2 separate regions of the Mus musculus genome follow, and region 2 is linked to region 1. Evidence: chromatin loops called from intact Hi-C (ENCODE). Cell type or tissue: left cerebral cortex. All regions are shown on one strand. Region 1 has its middle 4.9 kb from the start of Ambp. Region 2 holds the start of Akna (AT-hook transcription factor).

The links. Hi-C counts contacts between places; a loop is a spot of excess contacts. Peaks named below come from ENCODE experiments on the same cell type or tissue, not always from the same donor. Only the 100,000 strongest peaks of a DNase experiment are listed, where the experiment ranks them.
Region 2: it touches region 1 in a loop (8-fold over the local background); 2 of 42 quality-filtered maps call a loop at or near these places.

The regions. Positions count from the first base shown.
Region 1 is chr4:63,157,053-63,161,052 of GRCm38, forward strand. It overlaps a transcript of Kif12 not described here. Among named protein-coding and RNA genes, the nearest start is that of Ambp, 4.9 kb to the left of the region's middle. In left cerebral cortex, a CTCF peak has its summit at 2,081 (motif pointing right); a DNase peak (open chromatin) is centred at 2,098.
Region 2 is chr4:63,401,118-63,405,117 of GRCm38, forward strand. Akna (AT-hook transcription factor) reads right to left here and starts at 2,328. Exons shown (of 22, transcript NM_001045514.3): 1 at 2,102-2,328. Gm52742 (a long non-coding RNA gene) reads left to right here. Exons shown (of 3, transcript XR_003955424.1): 3 at 54-1,009. In left cerebral cortex, no CTCF peak of the experiment used is centred here; DNase peaks (open chromatin) are centred at 146, 681, 2,102 and 2,211; H3K4me3 peaks cover 1,259 bases; H3K27ac peaks cover 1,845 bases.

The DNA of each region.
Region 1 (4,000 bases):
CACAACATGCCCACGGGCTAAGGTGGGGTGGGAGAGGAAGCCTGAATGACTAAGAGGGCTGCTCTCTGTCCTTGCTGCAGATGTTTGCACTCCTGAGATTATTAACCAGAGCAAACACAGGGACCTCAGCCGAGGCCACCTGGACTTTGAACCACTCTTAAACATTAACAGGGGCTACAGGGATGGAAAGTGGGACCCCCATCCCCTCTTCTCCTTTGTCTCTCAGAGTAGAATGTGGAAGCTGAAGGGGGCGGGGCAAAGATTATAGGCATCATCAGGATTCTGGAATGATCTGAACGTGGGAGAATGTTGCCCACCCAGTAACCTCAAGGGTTCCCAGCAGAGCAGGGACCAAAGGCCTCAGTTTTCAGATGAACACAGTGGGGATGGGGCCTTATTTAAGGTCACTCAGCTTACAGCCCACGTGGCACATAAACGGACCTGTTCCTACACCCACACTCCCACTTCATGGCTATCCAAGTGCTCCTTATTTCAAGCTTGTCATTAGGAACAGGATAGGGACCCTGACATGCTTTGAGGAGGAGGCAGACAAACGAGGATAGGTCTAAAGCAGGGTATGGAGGCTATGGGAGTGATTCACCCCAAGAGTGGACATGGAAGACAGGAGTGCACAGGGAATGAGGTCCCAGAAGGGGTGTCACCTCAGCATTGAGAACACAGTCACAAAAGTCCAAGAAAAGGAAAATGGAGATAGAATTATACTTGGGATCTAATACACACACACACACACACACACACACACACACACACATACACACACACATACACACACACACACACACACATACACACACACATACACACACAGGCACACACACACACACACATACACATACACACACACATACACACATACACACATACACACACACACACACACATACACACACACACACACACACACACACACACACACACACACACACACACACCAGAGCAGGTGAGATGGCGCAGTAGGTTTAGGTGCTTGCTGAGTTTGACTTGACTTGAGTTTGATCCTAGAAACCCATTTGGTAGAAGGAAAGGCCTGACCCCTGCATGTTGTCCTCTGACTCCTACACTCGCACTCGTGTGCACACATGTGTATGCACATAAAACAGATACACACCAAAACATTTTAAGTTGAAAACATCTCCCTAGTCAGGGAGCATGGAAGACAGAGGGGAGTGCCTAGGCCGGTGGGACGGGCAGGATTGCCAGGGCCCAGGGCTTGCTCCTTGCCCTGAAGGCACAGGGTTCTTTATGTTCAGAAAGTGATCGAGAGTGCATCTGGGGTGCAGGAGACCAATGGGGAGACAGGAAAGAGTTGGAAGACAGTGAGTACCCAGGCGGCTTCCAGGAAGAGGGAAGGACCGGTCATCAGAAGCTGTTACTGAACAAGTGAGGACCTCAGGGGCACAGGGCAGAACAGAGGCCAGTGGGTGCAGGCAAGCTTAATGTCACAGGCTGTCCTTTCAGAGTCACCATGGAAAGTGGGAGTAGGGGTGGACGCTATGACGGTGAGGAAAGAGGAGCTCCTCGTGGCCCATCTGAGTTCCACACTCTGCTTTTCATTCCCCACTCTGTGCCAAATAGAAAGCCAGGCTGGTGATCTAGCTCAGTAAAGTGCCTTCCTGGCATGTGTGAGGGTTCGAGTCCCGGCAACTACATAAGCTGGGCATAGCGGCACAGACCCATGATGGCCGCATTTGAGGGGTTAAGGGTGGAGGACCAGGAGTTCAAGATCATCCTTAACCACTCACTAAACCCAAGGCCAGACTGGGCTGCTTGAGACCTTGTCGAGAAAAGGAGATGGAGGGGCCAGCTGGAGACTTGAGTATCAGAGTCCAGTGACACGCAGGGGACTACAGGCGCAGTCCTTTCCCCTCTTGGCTTTGGCAGTTTCATCTAAACATCCATGTGGGACAGTGCTTACTCAAGTGACACAGCTGAAACAATGCATGGTTCACACTTGTGAGAATATTCCCAAACGTGTGGACTTGAGGAAGCCACAATGCTAAGGCCCATGGCACTGAGCCTGTCCGACTCCATACCCGATTGTCATACGCATGACTGTCCCTTGTCCACCTGGGGGCAGCAGAGGACTTGCAGAAAGCAAAGACAAGGAGGGGCTCAGAGGCCTGCAGGGAAGGCCTGTGGAAAAAAACCAAGGTTAGATAGAGCCTTCCTTTCTTCCTTCTAACCAGCTTTAACTGCCCTGTGAGCCTCCTCCTTGGCCTGCCAGTCCTCAGGTCTGGTAAAGGGCTGCAGGTTGAGATAGGCTCTTAAACAAAACTGAAGTCCCTGGGGCATTCTGCTGGGAAGCAGGAACTGGGAACCCAGGCTGTCAGACACCCAGGAGACCTGAGTGTCCTGCAGGTGTCTCTCTTAAATCTCTATTCAGGACCTTACTATGCTGGTAGCCATGTTTTACAGAGAGGGAAACTGCGGTTGAAAGATCAGGTGTTGGAGGCCACCTGCAAGTAACTATTACCAACCCAGCTCTGACTCCCCAGGCACCAAGGCTCTCTGCTGACCTCCCAAACCCTGGGCCCTGGAAACCAGCAAGACCTCTTAGCCACGCTGTCCAGGAATGCTAGTGACCCTTGCTATCTGTCGCTCTCTGCTATGGCTCTGCATTCTGTTCTGATTGGAGTGGGGTGATGGTGACTCAGAGTTCAAAGATGCATATAAAGATGGATGACAAAGCCCACCACGGGTCTCGTTCTGTGGAGAGAGCTGGGCTTCGTGGATGGGACCTGAGATGGGTCAGTTGGGATTGCAGGAAGCTGGTGGCTTAATCTGAAGAAACGGCTTAGAGTGTGTGACGCTGTGGGGCTGGGAGGGTGGCTAGTATAGCACTTGCTACGCAGACATGAGGACTTGAGTTCTATCCTCAGAACCCACAGAGGTGTGTGTGTGTGTGTGTGTGTGTGTGTGTCTGTGTGTCTGTGTGTCTGTGTGTGTGTGTGTGTGTTCGTTCATGCGCTTACTTACAATGCCAGTACTGAGAGGTGAACACAGGCATATTCCAAGAGCTCACTGCCAGTTGTGAGGCAGGTGAAAGACCCTGCCTCAGAACCAAGGCAGATGGCACTTGGGAGTTCTTCTTGAGGCTGACTTCTGGTCTCCCCAAGCACATGAGAGTGCGCGTACACACACACACACACACACACACACACACACACACACACACACACACACCCAGAGAGAGAGAGAGAGAGAGAGAGAGAGAGAGAGAGAGAGAGAGAGAGAGAGAATATGGGACACTGTGGAATCAGAGATCCAGCTGTCCTGGAGACAGAGCTTGTCACACCGGCATCTAGCAACAGGAAGAGAGCCCCAGAAGGAACTTGTGAAGTGTTCGAGGGTACTCAGGAAGAACATATTGTCACTGTCTTGCACTTTGCAGGCTGAGCTTGTCTTTCCGTAGAGGGAACACTTAGGGCCCTCTCCATTCAGGCTGACCATGTGAATGCACCCTAACACATGTGAAAGGGGGGAAGTTGTTCCTTCCAGCAACCATGAGGCAAGTGGGGCTCCTTAGAAAGTGCCACTGGACTTTCCTCAAGAAAGAAGTAAAGATTCTCCAGCTTCTATCTTGGAAGGCAGTGGAAACTTTGTCCTGGCTCTTCTCAGACTGGCTCCTGTTGTCCCTGGGTTATCAGTGTCCAGGGCATCCCACAAAGGAAGGAAGAAGCCAACAGAGATAACATCACCATCTGTAATAGCAGGAGGCCAGATGCTAGCCCAGTTCTCTCTAGGCAGCTGCAGGAATGACAGGTCCATCCAGGTGCATCCACGTTTAATCTTATCGTCCCCGTGGACACTTTGCTTCCTCTAGGATAAACTAACTTTATCCTCACTTCACAGAAGAAACTGAGTCTCAAAGAGGTGAATACTTCACCCATGCTCCCATATCTTGTAAGATGTACAAATGGAATCTGAGAAAGAGCAAAGCCTGCTGAGACTCCAGAGCCCGGGGACCATTGCGATCTGC
Region 2 (4,000 bases), 240 kb after region 1:
CTGCAGCATGTGGTTTTCTGACTTTTGAAATGTCATTTTTTTCTTTCCCCTAGCCCACCGCAGAGCAGCCTGCACCATCGCAGAGGCCCCTACGTGCAGAAAGAGGAACGGCCAGTTTGCTGCAATGACTCAGCCACAAAAATCTCACCGTTCTCCGGAGAGCCCACACATCCCTGGCAGCAACAGTCAGTGGTTACAGTTTTGCACCCATTTCTCAAGTGCCTCGACTTGTGAGCTTTACCTGAGAAAGACCTTACTCTTCTGTGCAAGTCACAGCCCTCAGTGTCATGGAGCCTGGAACTGGCCAAGTCAGGTAGTCAATCAACAAACACACATCAGTGTCAAATAGGTACCAACCTCAGGCAGAGATGAAGTTGCAATAGAGCAGCAGGCTGAGCACCAGGCAAGCAGATCCCAGCCAGCCCTGTATGTTCCAGCCACTCGAGGCATGTGGCTGGCTGACTGCTCCTCTCTGTAAAGGGGAATGGTGGTCACCTAGGCCTGTTCCTGCTGCACCCATCCCTCTGTCTGGTGAGCACCCTGACCCTCAGAGACGCACCAAATGAACTTGGAGGTTCTCAGCCCCTAGGATACAGAAACACACATGCTTGCCAAGATCCCACCCTCCGTGGAGGACGCAATCCAGAAAAACCACTGAAGAAGGAAGTTTGGTGACAGCTTTAACAGACCAAGCACATCTAGGGGAGAAAGAGGAAGGGGAATCGGGACAGAGGAACAGCACAGACAAAAACACAGAGGTCTGAAAATACAAGCTGAACTTCAAGGATGGCTCAGGGCCTGGCCCCTGAGTGCCACAGGCAGGCAGGGAAGTCTGGACAGCCGTCAGGGTAGCAGTGGAAGCTGGGGATTCGAATTATGATGTCCTGACCCAGGAGGGCCAGCCCCTCTATAACTAGGTCCTGCTAATGGTTGGGCCATTGAGCTAAAGGTCCCCACCTGCCCCCAGAGAAACTGCACCCCACCCTCCCCAAAAAAACACCAAACACTGCTTTCTCTATGTCCTTGCTTCTTATCACCTAACACCTGTACAGAACTGATCTCCATGTTGTCACACCCTCCAGGGATTCTATTTAGCAACTAGCTAGGCAATGCCCTGTTCCCCACACACTGCTTCATACAGCTCTCTCTCTCTCGAGCGCGCGCGTGCGTGCGTGCATGTGTGTGTGTGTGTGTGTGTGTGTGTGTGTGTGTGTGTGTGTGTGTGCGTGCGTGTGCGTGTGTGTCCAGGATGATCCTCCCCCACTGAAGCTTCAACCTTCAGCAGCCCTGGCATTCAGAATCTCCATGCTACCCAGCTAGAGAGAGCCAGGACATCCCCACCTTAACCTCATCCCGATGAGGAAACAGAGGCACCCACCTAATGAGAACAACCAGGAAGTTTAGAACACTGTGACTATTAAACCAAGGCCAGGAGATGTATAGGAGGCAGGAGGATGGCAGGGGAAAGACCTCCTTACCAAGCTGCTGGACCCTTTTGAAGGGCTGGGCTGTGGGGCTCCAAAGCAAGTTTGGATCCGTGGCAGGGCATAGACCTGTTCACAGGAGTGGCCTTTGGCCTGCGGCAAGTGGAGATACCCATGACGGATGTCCCCGGACTGTCCCTTGGCTCACCCAAAGAGCCTGGGAGGAACTAACAAGGGGCCAGGCTATTACTGACTCTCATCTTGTCCTACTGTAGCTCTAAGCTGGCTTCCTGGCCCCCACTTTGTCCCTGCCCTTATTTGGGTAGGAGGGTGTCATCTCCTGGCCTGTTCCTCACTTCCGAACATCTCGAGACCCTCAGTAACCCAAGCACTAACTGGCCTTGAGATGAGCCCACCCCGGGGGACAGAGAGGGACCAACACGGGTCCAAGTTCACCAAGGGAACCAAATTGGATCTGGAACTGGAAACTAGCATCTTGGGGTCCACTCTTTCGTGGGGGCCGGACTCCCAGAACTGGACAGGAGTGGCAGCAGCTGCGTAGCTGTGATTTCCTGGCTGGGCTGGGCTGCCTGCCAGGGTTGTCCAGAGTCTATGACTGGCCCATCCAGAGGGAAGGCGGCCTTCCCTCTGGCCCTCCTCCTGGCTCAGCTCCTTACCTCACTAGTACTACACCACCATCCTGCCGGCCTGGGCTCAGGGGAGCTGCCCACAAGGTCTTTGTTTCAAACCTGGGGAGCCCCCTGCCTCCACAGCAGCCTGGAACGCCTCCAGACTGCTCTGCCAGCCAGAACGGCCTCAGCTCACAGACAAGCATCCCTCCCCACTTCTCCCCGCCCCTGCAGCTGAGGCCTTGCCTTGCCTCCTCCTCCTTGCAGGAAGCGCCCAGCCTGATTTCCTACAAGTGTTTGTGAAAAGGAGGGGGGGTTACTCTGCGGAGCTGGCGCCAAGAGCTTAACCCTTTGCTGGGCAAGTGTGGGGCTGCATTGATGGGAAGAGAACTTCTGAGGCCTTGAGTTTGAGACCACCTCAGTTGCAACCACAACCGTGCTTGTACGAGCAGGAAGTCCAGAGAAGGCTTGGCTAAAGTCACATTGCATGCCGGTCCCAGGAAGAGGAGCCTGCAGTTCCTCCACTCCCACCCCAAAATTGGTCTCTTCCATCACCGAAGACTTTATCAAAGCCTCTCCCACTGTGTAGGTCTCATTGCCCATCCTCACAGGAGGGAAAGGGGAACCTCAGCCTTGGCGCTTGCTCCTGTCTGTCCAGCTTTAACTTCGTCTACTAACACAAGTCTCATCATCTCAGGGCAGACTTAGGGATTTCTGCCCTTCCACTTACTGTCCATGCCTAGAGATAAGATGAGCCTGCACTGGAATTGTCTAGGTAAGAAGGAAGAACTAGAGGATCAGGTGAACATCTCCTCTTGTAGCTTCTCCCTCAGAGGCCCCAGAGATGAAGGAACAGAATTATCTTCATGGCCAACCTGTGGCTCCTCAGGTCCCTTCACCTCTGTGAGAGGTGTAGCCATCTGAAGAAGCAGGGTGGGACACAGACACATCACACCTGGCCCTTCACTCTATAGTGAAGTGTGTAAGATGTCAGGTGTGCCTGAGGCAGAGTATGAGACAGGCTGGTGACCAACGTCTCCTGCTGCTTTGGTATCTCTGAGGCTGAGGACTCGCAGATCCTAGGGAAACACCCGAGGTTTCAGGTCTCAGATGCTGGACCTGCCCTGGCTGAAGACAGGGGCCTGAGAGTAACAAGCTGAGTGGGGGTGAGGCAGGACTATCAGGAAGGTCTGGGTGGGGAGGCCACAGTCACACAAGCGGCCGGAAGGACAGAGAGGCAGAAGCAAGCCGCAAGCATGACTGATGAGAATGTTCTAGAAAGGCAGCTGCAGAGACCTGAGAGAAGCAGGAGGCCCTTGAAGACAACAGGATATGATGTGAGAGGACTCAGGGGCCGGGGCAGGAGGTACAGAATCTGACCTTCAGGATCCAGGCTGACGGGGCAGGCAGGAGGAGGCAGGAGCCAGGTAGAAGGAAGATGCTGCAGGAGCCCTAAGTCCGCTCCTGGCTCTCTACTCTGCCCCTGCTGACCCAGAGAGTCAGGAAACAGAAGAGACATGAGGTCAACCCTCTGCCATCCAGAAAGCCCTGGGGGGGGAGGGGGGACCTCAAGGGAGCAGCCAGGCTGGGGACCACCCAAGAGTGATGGAGAGAATCTTAGAGTCCATAGGCCAGGGAGTTCAATGCCAGCATGCCAGCCTCACCTCCTGCTGGCACTGTGACCTCAGTGGCTAGAGCCATGGTTTTCCTTTCTGTGGAACAGGGCTAACCAGAGTGGCCACTGCCCTGGAGAGGCTGCTGTCAATTCCATGACAGACGGCCTGCCCAGTGTGCAGTAAGGGACCTTAGGACCTATGTCATCACCATAGTTTCTGCCCCCGGGTCTCCTTAGGTGGGAGAGTCTGGTCTCCTCCAAGGGCTTGTGACTGATGGGTGAATGGAATGAATGAATGCTCTTGAGGGCCAGCTGCCAGGATCTGGCTAAGT